Linked DNA regions of Homo sapiens: regions 1 and 2 are each linked to region 3. The links are chromatin contacts, found by Hi-C in ENCODE. All regions are on one chromosome and are shown on one strand. The core of a region is the stretch at or near the end of the contact, and the rest is flanking DNA. Distances in the headings are between cores, read along the strand shown. Region 1 holds the start of TIGD1 (tigger transposable element derived 1). Region 2 holds the start of COPS9 (COP9 signalosome subunit 9). Region 3 holds the start of COPS8-DT (COPS8 divergent transcript).

The links. A loop is a pair of places that touch in the nucleus more often than their neighbours do. Pooled maps may share reads with other maps.
Region 1: a loop to region 3 is called in a map of naive thymus-derived CD4-positive, alpha-beta T cell, with 10 times the contacts of the local background. The contact joins the promoter of TIGD1 here to the promoter of COPS8-DT in region 3. A Hi-C loop is called at or near these places in 2 of 168 maps with a recorded cell type or tissue (CD4-positive, alpha-beta T cell and naive thymus-derived CD4-positive, alpha-beta T cell) and 5 of 50 pooled maps.
Region 2: a map of CD8-positive, alpha-beta T cell shows a loop between it and region 3 (18-fold over the local background). The contact joins the promoter of COPS9 here to the promoter of COPS8-DT in region 3. A Hi-C loop is called at or near these places in 3 of 168 maps with a recorded cell type or tissue (CD4-positive, alpha-beta T cell and CD8-positive, alpha-beta T cell), 1 of 37 single-sample maps with no recorded cell type and 5 of 50 pooled maps.

What each region holds. Positions count from the first base shown.
Region 1 is chr2:232,548,513-232,551,997 of GRCh38, reverse strand. It overlaps TIGD1 (tigger transposable element derived 1), which reads left to right and starts at 1,441. Exons shown (of 1, transcript NM_145702.4): 1 at 1,441-3,485. The coding sequence starts at 2,116. EIF4E2 (eukaryotic translation initiation factor 4E family member 2) reads right to left here and starts at 1,309. Exons shown (of 7, transcript NM_004846.4): 1 at 1,254-1,309. The coding sequence starts at 1,273. It overlaps MIR5001 (microRNA 5001), which reads left to right and starts at 1,425; the gene lies at 1,425-1,524. RefSeq lists a silencer at 929-1,298.
Region 2 is chr2:240,134,902-240,138,583 of GRCh38, reverse strand. It overlaps COPS9 (COP9 signalosome subunit 9), which reads left to right and starts at 2,279. Exons shown (of 3, transcript NM_001163424.2): 1 at 2,279-2,362. The coding sequence starts at 2,300. RefSeq lists enhancers at 1,758-1,867, 1,878-1,977 and a silencer at 2,418-2,467.
Region 3 is chr2:237,083,755-237,087,070 of GRCh38, reverse strand. It overlaps COPS8-DT (COPS8 divergent transcript), which reads left to right and starts at 1,250. Exons shown (of 3, transcript NR_187934.1): 1 at 1,250-2,915. It overlaps COPS8 (COP9 signalosome subunit 8), which reads right to left and starts at 1,182. Exons shown (of 8, transcript NM_006710.5): 1 at 1,029-1,182. The coding sequence starts at 1,106. RefSeq lists enhancers at 347-1,241, 1,052-1,601, 1,242-2,136.

The DNA of each region.
Region 1 (3,485 bases), core at 192-2,691, 4.5 Mb after region 3:
TACAATAGAGATGAAATGGGGCGGCAGCGGGGGAGAGGTTCGTAGAGGGACAGGCTCAGTTAAACAGCAGGATAGAGAAGAGGTCGGGCAAAGACTTTCTCAAGTAGCAGAGACCTCTCAGCAACCAGAAAACATTCCTGAGGACCTACCTGCCTGGAGTGTTGGAAATCCAGTATTCCCTGAATTTGCACAGTACTCTCTGTATTGGAAACACCCCAATTTCCCATCAAAAGCACCAGGTCACAACCTAAACTAATAGTAATTCCACTTTACGTTTATATCGCAATAGTTAGCAATGTTCACAAGCATCTTTAAGCATCGCTGAGTGTGATCTGACCCTTATCACACCCCGGCGTGGCAGCAGGGTCCTAGCCACTAATGTGGTTTGAGCAACAATGGCTTAGAGGCTGGGTAACTTTTCTACAGTCAAACAGATGGTAAGTGGTGAATCTGGGACTAGAAATCCAGGTTTTCGGATGAAGAGACAGTCGATTTACTAGACTACTAGAAGAGAGGAAGGAACATATTCTACCTCAAGATACAATCCTTGGAGGGGGATAAGTAAAGATACTTCTGCATTTTCTCTCTGTACCTCCAAACTGTTTGATGCTGAAACTAGAAACCGGAGCGGGCAGGAGAGGGCAACAAGTATACTTAGGTCTTGGCGAGTGTGTTGGAAGACGGGAACGGGAAGGGGAGGAGAAAGAAAGTAGGAAGAGTCTCAGGAAGATAATTCCTAAGCCAGCCTTCCACCGCGTCGAGGGCAGCAACCACATTACCTCATTGCATCCTCCAAACTCTACGACAAAGGGTGTTACCGTCCCCACTCTGCAGATGAGAAAACTGAGGCTCAGAGGGGAGAGGGAGTGTGTGGGGAAAGCTGGATTCAGAGGCAGCGCTGCCAGACTGCGGAAACACCCAAACCGCCGAGGTCCCCACCCCTCCACGTCGCAGGCAATCCGCATCCACCAGGGCGGGGCGTCCGAAAATCTCCCCCTACCGGGCGGCACAGCCACCCCTCCCCCGGGCCCAGCTCTTCGCCCTCGGTTCGGACGGCCCTGGGGTCTCCGGGACTCCGGTATCCATTGCTCCCCAGCCCCCTCCTCCCCGCCAGTCCAGGCCAGGTCCGGCCGCAGCCGGATCCCAGCAGGGAAGCCGGTGCCGCAGGGTTTGCGCCGCCCCAGCCCCAGCGGGGGCGGGCGCGGGGGAACTGTTCGGGGAAGGGGCCCCGGGGGCGGCCACGAGCCACTCACGCGTCGAACTTGTTGTTCATCCTCTCGCCGCCGCTGTCGCCACTGCCTCAGGGAGTGACTTCCGCTCCACCGGGTCCCTCAGCCTTGGGCCCGGGTACTTCCGGTTTTGCGCGGGGCGCAGCGGAACGTCGGCGCGCAGGCCCGGTTTGGAAGCGGCTATCTCGGGACGCCAGCTCAGGGCGGCTGCGCAGAGGGCTGGACTCAGCGGCGGAGCTGGCTGCTGGCCTCAGTTCTGCCTCTGTCCAGGTCCTTGTGACCCGCCCGCTCTCCTAAGGGAGCGTGTCCTGGCCCCCTCCCGCAGCGGCTCGGAAAAAAGGCAGCACCGCGTCGTTGACGGCGCGGGCTCTGGACTCGCTGCTTGGTAAAAACCTTCCTCTTCCTCCAGTGCGGGACGCACTCTCTGGTATCTCTTTTGACCTCCCGGAGGCTTTCCTTTGTCGGTCGCGGCGCCACTGTACTATGGCATACCTCGTTTTATTACGCTTCGCAGATAGGGCATTCTGAAAACAAATGGAGGGTTTGTGGCAGCCCTGAGTCCAGCAATTGTATCAGCGCCATTTTTCCAACAGCATGTGCTCACTTGGTGTCTCTGTGTTACATTTTGGTAATTCTCAAAATATTTAAAACTTTTTCATGATTTCTGTGTCTGTTATGGTGATCTATGATCAGTGATCTTTGATGTTGCTATTGTCATTGTTTTGGGGTGCCACATACAGCGTCTTTTATAAGACGTGGAACTTAATGTTGTGTGTGTTCTGACCGCTCCACCCACAGACCGTTCCCCATCTCTCTCCCTCTTCTTGGGCCTCCCTATTCCCTGAGACACAACAATATTGAGATTAGGCGAATTAATGACTCTGCAATGGCCTCTAAGTGCTCAAGTGAAAGGAAGAGTCGCACATCTCTCACTTTAAATCAAAAACTAGAAATGATTAAACTGAGTGAGGAAGGTATGTCAAAAGCCGAGATAGGCCGAAGGCTAGGCCTCCTGCGGCAAACAGTTAGCCAAGTTGTAAATGCAAAGGAAAAGTTCTTGAAGGAAGTTAAAAGTGCTACTCCAATGAACACACGAATGATAAGAAAGCGAAACAGCCTTATTGCTGATATGGAGAAGGTTTTAGTGGTCTGGATAGAAGATCAGACCAGCCGCAACATTCCCTTAAGCCAAAGCCTAATCCAGAACAAAGCCCTAACTCTCTTCAACTCTATGAAAGCTGAGAGAGGTGTGGAAGCTGCAGAAGAAAAGTTTGAAGCTAGCAGAGGTTGGTTCATGAGGTTTAAGGAAAGAAGCCATTTCCATAACATAAAAGCACAAGGTGAAGCAGCAAGTGCTGATGTAGAAGCTGCAGCAAGTTATCCAGAAGCTTTAGCTAAGATCATTGACGAAGGTGGCTACACTAAACAACAGATTTTCAATGTAGATGAAACAGCCTTCTATTGGAAGAAGATGCCATCTAGAACTTTCATAGCTAGAGAGGAGAAGTCAGTGCCTGGCTTCAAAGCTTCAAAGGACAGGCTGACTCTCTTGTTAGGGGCTAATGCAGCTGGTGACTTTAAGTTGAAGCCAATGCTTATTTACCATTCTGAAAATCCTAGGGCCCTTAAGAATTATACTAAATCTACTCTACCCGTGCTATATAAATGGAACAGCAAAGCCCGGATGACAGCACATCTGTTTACAGCGTGGTTTACTGAATATTTTAAACCCACTGTTGAGACCTACTGCTCAGAAAAGAAGATTCCTTTCAAAATATTACTGCTCATTGACAATGCCCCTAGTCATCCAAGAGCTCTGATGGAGATATACGAGGAGATTAATGTTATTTTCATGCCTGCTAACACAACATCCATTCTGCAGCCCATGGATCAAGGGGTAATTTCGACCTTCAAGTCTTATTATTTGAGAAATACATTTCATAAGGCTCTAGCTGCCATGGATAGTGATGTCTCTGATGGATCTGGGCAAAGCAAATTGAAAACCTTCTGGAAAGGATTCACCATTTTAGATGCCATTAAAAACATTCGTGATTCATGGGAGGAGGTCAAATTGTCAACATTAACAGGAGTTTGGAAGAAGTTGATTCCCACCCTCATTGATGACTATGAGGGGTTCAAGACTTCAGTGGAGGAAGTAAGTGCAGATGTGGTGGAAATAGCAAAAGAACTAGAATTAGAAGTAGAGCCTGAAGATGTAACTGAATTGCTGCAATCTCATGATAAAACTTTAACAGA
Region 2 (3,682 bases), core at 1,030-3,529, 3.1 Mb before region 3:
AGGAGGCAGCAGGAAACGGAACTGAGAAACCCCACCTGTATCTGTCATCGGTCAGGGACAGCGGGGCCTGGGCAGGCTCTGTCTTCCAGGGACGGCTCTAGGCTTTGAGGATGCTGGGAGGAAGGGGGCTTCACCTGGGGCACTGGAAGACTGGGCAGGCAGCACGATGGTGTCTCAGGGATGGGCCTCCAGCAATAGGATGGCCTCTGCACAGGTGGTGAGCCCCCCATCCCTGTAGGGTGTACAAGCAGACCGTGGAGACCCACAGCTCCACCCCTTAGCTAGTAAAGACCTTGACTTAATGGGTCAATCTTCTTAGTCACTGCCAAGCCCCTGTTCCATCGGACTGACTTTCACTTGGGTCCTTCAGGGTGATGCACATTGGCATGGCATGAGGCTCACCCAATATCCACTGCCAGCTTCTCCCTGCGTCCCACACTGTCCACTCAGGCCAGGCGGCCCCTTTTCAGGCCACACACACCCCTCACATTTCAGCTCAATTCCTGTCCCTGGAACTACCCTCATCCATGCCGCCCCCCACTCCCCTTCTCTACAGCCTAACCCCCAAACCCAACTCCTCTAAGGCCTGTTAAAGGAAAACATTATTGGAAATTTTCAGAAGTTGTTCCGAACCCTGGAGACGGGTGTGGGGACCACTGCAACGGGATCTTGCAGTGGGGGAGGGAGACCAGGCTCAGCTCCGAACAGCACAGGCAGTGGGGGTTTGCGGCTGAGGAGCAGGTGGGGTCGCGGGTGGCAAATGACTGGGAGGAACACAGTGCGGGACGGGATGCTGGCTCGGCCGACCCCGCAGGGCTTTCGCTGAAGACAGGTCTGGGCCATCAGACATCCTGGGGATGCTGGGGGACCAGGAACCCGATCCAATATCCAGGGTGGGGGGCTCTGGCTAAACCAACTTAGCAGGGCTCTCTGCGAAAACTGAACCTGACAATGCAGTGCACAGATGGGCCTGGGAGGAGGTTAGGAGGCCACCGAAGTCTGGCTGAGCAAGGAATCTTTGGCAAAGTCTAGTTCCAGGACCTGTTGCTCTCTCTCCTTCCCTCCCCTGTTCTTCCTCTCTCCCTCTCTTCCTCCAACCTTCTCCCTCCTCTTACCCCTTTCCTTCTCCTTTCCCTCGCATTTCTGTCACATTCTTTTTTGTTGTTTTTTTCATTACGGTAAAACTTCACAAATTGTTTCCATCTTAACCACATTTCAGTGACGTTAAGCACATTCACGAACTGTGCAGCCATCACCAGCAGCCTCTACAGATCCTTTTCATCTGTCAAGGCTGAAAATCTGTCCCCACTAAACACGAACTCCCCATTTCCCCTTCCCCAGACCCTGATAACCCCCTTCTACTTTCTGTCTCTATGACTTTGACTCCTCTAGGGGCCTCGGCTGAGTGGAATCATGCGGTGTTTGTCTTAGGACTGGCCCGTTTCCCTCGGCAGAGCGTCCTCAATGTTCCTGCGCGTGGCAGCAGGTGTCGGCATTCCCTTCCTTTTAAAGGCTGAGTAATGTTCCACAGTGTGCATGGCCCACATTTGCTTATGCACGTATCCATCGATGGGCAGGGACAGCGGGGGACGCTTCCCTTTTTCATTTATTATAAATAACGCTGCTGTGAACGTGGGGTAAAGACGCCCCTTGGAGCCTCGGCTTTTGGTCCTCTGGGCTTGTGCCCGGAAGGGGAGTGCTGGGCCACGTGGGTGTCCGTGTTTGATTTTCTGGGACCTGCCCCCCCCCGTCTCCCGCCCCGGCTGCCGCGTCTCACTCCCCGCCGCGGTGCGAGGGGCCCCGTGTGCCGCGCACCCTTCCACCCGTGTTTTGCTGTTTTTTTGACTCTGGGCGTCCCAGGGGTGCAGCGGCCGTGGGGCCCTGGTTTGCTTTCACCTCTTCATCTGCTCACTGGCCGCGAGTGTGTCTTCTTCAGACAAACGTCTGAAGGTCAAGCCCTGGGCTCCTGTGAACCCGGCCGTCTTTGCGGCAGAGTCTGAGGCTCCTTCTTTATTCTGGATCCGGCCTCTGGTCGGAGGCGTGCTCTGCAGGCACTGCTCCCATTGCTGGCAGCCTTTTCTCCCCGTGGCCGCCCGGCCGCCCATCAGAGGCGTTGCAGACGCCCGCCCTCGCCAGCGCAAAGACAAACGCCGGTGGCCGCGGACGCGCCGGCGGCCGGGAGCACCCCAGCGGGCGGGCACCACAGAGGCGCGGTCCTCCGGCGTCTAGATCTGCCATGTGGCGCGCGCCGGAAGCGGCTCTGAGGCCGGAAGTGAGCCTAGAGCGCCGCGGCCCCGAGATGAAGCCGGCGGTGGACGAGATGTTCCCCGAGGGCGCCGGGCCCTACGTGGACCTGGACGAGGTGGCACGGGCCCGGCGGGAGTCTCCGAGCGTGGGGAGCGGGGAAGGGGGAGCGGAAGGGCGGCGTCCTGGTGCGCGGGTCCCGGGGAGGGGAGGCCGGGCGGGTGGGCGATGGGCGCGGCTCCCAGGCTCCCTGCCCCGCGGAGAGCAAATCCCGGTTTCTCCGAGCACCTGGTGAAAGGCGGCGACCGACCGCGGCGGGAAGCGTGTGCCCTAGCCCGGGGGACCAGGAGGCGCAGCCTGAGGGTTGAGTGCCTGCTGGGTGCCCCCACGGCCCCCGGGAACACACCCGTGGTCAGAGGAGTTGCGTTTGCTGCTCTTCGATGGCTGCAGCACCCCATGGGGGCCCGCGGTGCGTCTCCATAACCTCGTGTGGGATTTGAGCTCGTGTTAGGGGATTTGGGGGAAGAAAGTGGGCTTTACTGTGCCTTGGAAGCGAGGATAATTCTCCGATTGGGCCTCTTAATCTTAACTAGAATGAGGGAAGACTGGAGCAGCCGTCATTCCTGTCGGAGCGGAAAAGGAGACATCTGGCATTTATGTGCTTTGCGTAGTGGCCTCGTTCTTCTTTTTAATTATACAGGATTATACAGTCGTCTTGGGGTTTTGTTGGTCTCTATTGTGTTCACAGAGTGACCTTGTCTGATGTGAGCGTTCTGAGATGGTTTATGGTCAGCAGGAGAGCACCACAGCCTAGCTCAGAGTGGCAGGCCAGCTCCTACATGTCAGGGCCTTATGTGCTCTTTCTCAAAGCTTAGGGGCTGCAGAGGTGGTCAGAGGCAGCCCTTGTGCTTGTGGAGGTAATAGCATGGCAGAGCGGCTGATTGCAAATACCAGGTGTCATAGAAAGCCGAAGGCGCACCGACGGATGGACCCTCAGGGCTTTGAGGGGGCTCAGCAAAGGTACAGCTGAGGAGTCGACTCTGTGGCCAAATGCTGGGGGACACATTGGTGTTTGCCAGGTAGTGGGGGATGAAGGCCCGGCAGGAGCAGAGCCCTGGGTTGGGGGATGCCGACTGGCTCACCAAGGGAAGGGAATGTTGTGTCGTTTAACATGGTTGAGCGTGCAGTGCCAGAGAGAGGGGAGACAGTGGGTAGGGACTCTCTCCCTACCCAGATCGTGAAACCATCTGGAACCATGCTAAAGAGGGTGGCTCTGTGCACCCCGCTCCCGAAGCACTTCCATTAAACCCAGGCTTCTCAGTCCTGTTTTACAGTCCTAGGCTTCACAGTCCTAGGCGATGTGGAGCCACCGGAGGGCTTTACAGTGGGGAGTGAGAGGCTCCGACTTGCTCTGTAGGGTGGCAGCATTTACGGGTGA
Region 3 (3,316 bases), core at 1-2,500:
TTACCCTTTAACTTTCATTTTTAAAATAATATTTTATAAATGCTAATTTTAAAAGTAAGCCTTTTTAGTCTAAGACTATAAGTAATCTTATAGTCCTATTATAGATTTAGAAACAGCTTAGAGAAGTATCAAACACGAAAATTCTGAGTATTAAGTTTATATTCGTCATCAGCTTTGATTTATCTCCCTTTGGGCTTCAGTTTCTTTATACATTCAAGAATATGTAAGTGGATCCCCTTCCCCAGTTCTCAAATTCCCATTTAAATGATCTTACTATTATAAGAAACAAATTCGACAGATTCCTGAAGCATTCTGATTCTGCCCATTACATCAAGCGTCCTGAATAAGAGACAGAAAATCACCACAGCTGCGTTGCAAAGACAATTCTTTCCATTTTAACTCAACTGGAAAGTATCTATTATCTATTAGTGAGCTGCTGCTTCTGGATGTTGTCTCCTTTATTTAATTTTAAAACTAATGATATAAACCCTTTTTAAGTGTCTAAGAAAAACATTAACTTTAACAGCTGCATAACTTTCATCTGTCTTACTGAAGACAAAATGGCAAGCTAACTTGACAACATTACGAGAAAGGCTTTGTGAGTTAAAAAAAGGTTACAATGGTCACATTTTTCTTGGTGTGCGTGTGAGTTGCGGTGTGTGTGTTAGTGTGTGTGTGTATACCAAGATCTTTAATAAAACCCACTTTACTACCCTCTCCCAACCCGATACTGGGAAGGAAAGATGCCTAATTAATATGAGCTCATCGGTAGGTGCTGGAGCAAAGACGCACAGGGTTTTCGGGCTCACAAGCTGAAGACACATAACAAAAAGGTCCCGGCGAGTTCGGGGAGACCGGGCCCGGTCGGAGCAGGTTGCGGCGGTCAGGGATCCACACGTCCACCTCCCACGCCCGCCCCGTGAGCTCCCAAAGCCCGCTAGCCTCAGACCCCGTTACCCTGGAAACTGGTGCCGCCCCAGGGCCTAAGACTACTCCGCAGTTTCTCCCAGCGCGACGCAAAGGGTTACCTCGAGCTCCTGGTTCTCGCACTGATCCAGCAACTTTTTGAAACTAAAGGCGCTTTCCGCCATCACCGCCACTGGCATCTTCGCGGCCGGCCTCGCCGCTGCACCGTCCGGACAGCCAAACCCCAGACTGTCCCTCAGGCGTCGCGCCCGCGATGACGTTTAAAGCCGCCGTTGCCGCCGAGCGCCCCTGCGTACCAGACCGTCAGTTCCGGGGCGCCGTCAGACATCGCTGCGGCCGGGATAGGGCGCCGCCGTTCTGGCCGGCTTTCTCGGTGCCCTGGAGGACCTGGCCGGCTCCGCGGGAAGCTGTACTCAGAGCGCGCGGCCGCCCTCTGGCAGGGAGGAGTTCGTTGCACTTTTGAGGGTTCTTCACGAAGACATCCAATACATAGAAAACAAGTAACAGCAACAGTAACGAATTTTTAAATATTAAAATTGCTGGGGAACACGACGGATCCTGCAGCTGCTCGGCTGTCCCGGTCGTCAGTGACGCTAGGGCTCCGCACCGTACCCTGCATACCGTAGGTGCTCACGAAACGTTCGTGAGTTCCCTGCTCTGAGGAAACAAGCTTAAAAACTCAGAATCTAAGGTGTGAGTCTCCGCAAACCTGCTTGTTGGGCAGCGTCCCCCGCCCGGGCTAGCCCTGCACGCCCCACCCCGGAGCCACGCTTCTCCAGCCGGGACCCCTGCCTCCTTCCAGGCTATTCTCGGAACCGCAGCCAGAGGGAATTTTTTTTTCCTTTCCTGAAACGTAGAGCAGATCTGGTTACTCTTCTGCACAACGCCCTAAAATCTAGGGCCCTTCCCATCCCTCAGAATTTACATCTAATTCTCAGCTCCCCTCCGGCTTGCTGTAGCCATCCTGGCTTTTGTTTAGCACAGCACTTACTGTTAGTGACATTATATTGTATATTATTAACATATTTGTGTTTTACATCCCTCACTAGACCCCCAGGAAAGAGGCTTTGATGTGTTGCCTGCTGCAAGGCTGGCTGCATAATTTGTGGAGCTCAGAGAAAAGTGCGGAGCTTCCTTGTTCAAAAAACAGAAAGAAAGTGCCTCTGAGGTCATAAAATATAAAACTTTCTCTTTCCTCTCAGTTTCTCTCTTTTCATAGTGTTTTTATGTGTTATTTAATATCATTCCAAGAAAAATTTAGATTTAAATTGTTAGCATGAAGTTCACCATCCATCTTTACGTTGTGCAATGCCAGTTTTAAATACTAATATAAGTGCACTGATCTCATATGTGGAATCACAGAAATTATGCAATTTGTACTTCATAGCTTATACATGCATATAGATTTTGTTTTTACCAGAACCACGCTGGTAAAAACAGATGCTGCACAAAGTGAACTTGCCCGTTTTCATCGCACTTTACGTGCACGAATTCTACCTCTACTCTCGACCTGGGACTCACCGATGCGTAAGGAAGGACTGAAAAGCAAAAGAACTATGGACTGGCCTTTTGGCATGATCAGGTGTCTAATATAAAGAAGTGCATGAATAAGAAAATATATGATATGAGTGATGGTTAATACTGACTGTCAACTTGATTGGATTGAAGGATGCAAAGTATTGATCCTGGGTGTGTCTGTGAGGGTGTTGCCAAAGGAGATTAACATTTGAGTCAGTGGGCTGGGAAAGTTCGACCCACTGTTAATCTAGATGGACACCATCTAATCAGATGCCAGTGCAGCTAGAAATGTAAAGCAGACAGAAAAATGCGAAAAGAGAGACTGGCCTAGCCTGCCAGCCTACATCTTTCTCCCACGCTGGATGCTTCCTGCCCTCGAACATCAGACTCCAAGTTCTTCAGTTTGGGACTTGGACTGGCTCTCCTTGTTCCTCAGCTTGAAGACTGCCCATTGTGGGACTTGTGATCATGTGAGTTAATACTTAATAAACTCCTCTCTCTCTCTCTATATATATATATATAAATATATATATCCTATTAGTTCTGTCCCTCTAGAGAACCATGACTCATACAATATGGTTTCTTCATGCTTCTTAAGACACCATTGCCTTCTTTCTGCCTTCGAAACAAGTTTACTCTCTTAAGGGGAAAAGTGCGGCCTTTTGGGGTGTCAGCACCCAGCTCCCTCAGTTGTAGATACAGCACGAGTACCTTGTGCTCACTTTGAGTCTTGCTGGCCTCGCAACATCAGGGGTCCACAGGGAATTCAGTGTGCATGGTGCATTATGAATGCTGTATGGAACATCAGTGGCCACACGTAGAGGCCCGTTTCCCTGGCTCATGCTCCATTGTCTTAATGGACCTCACTTAC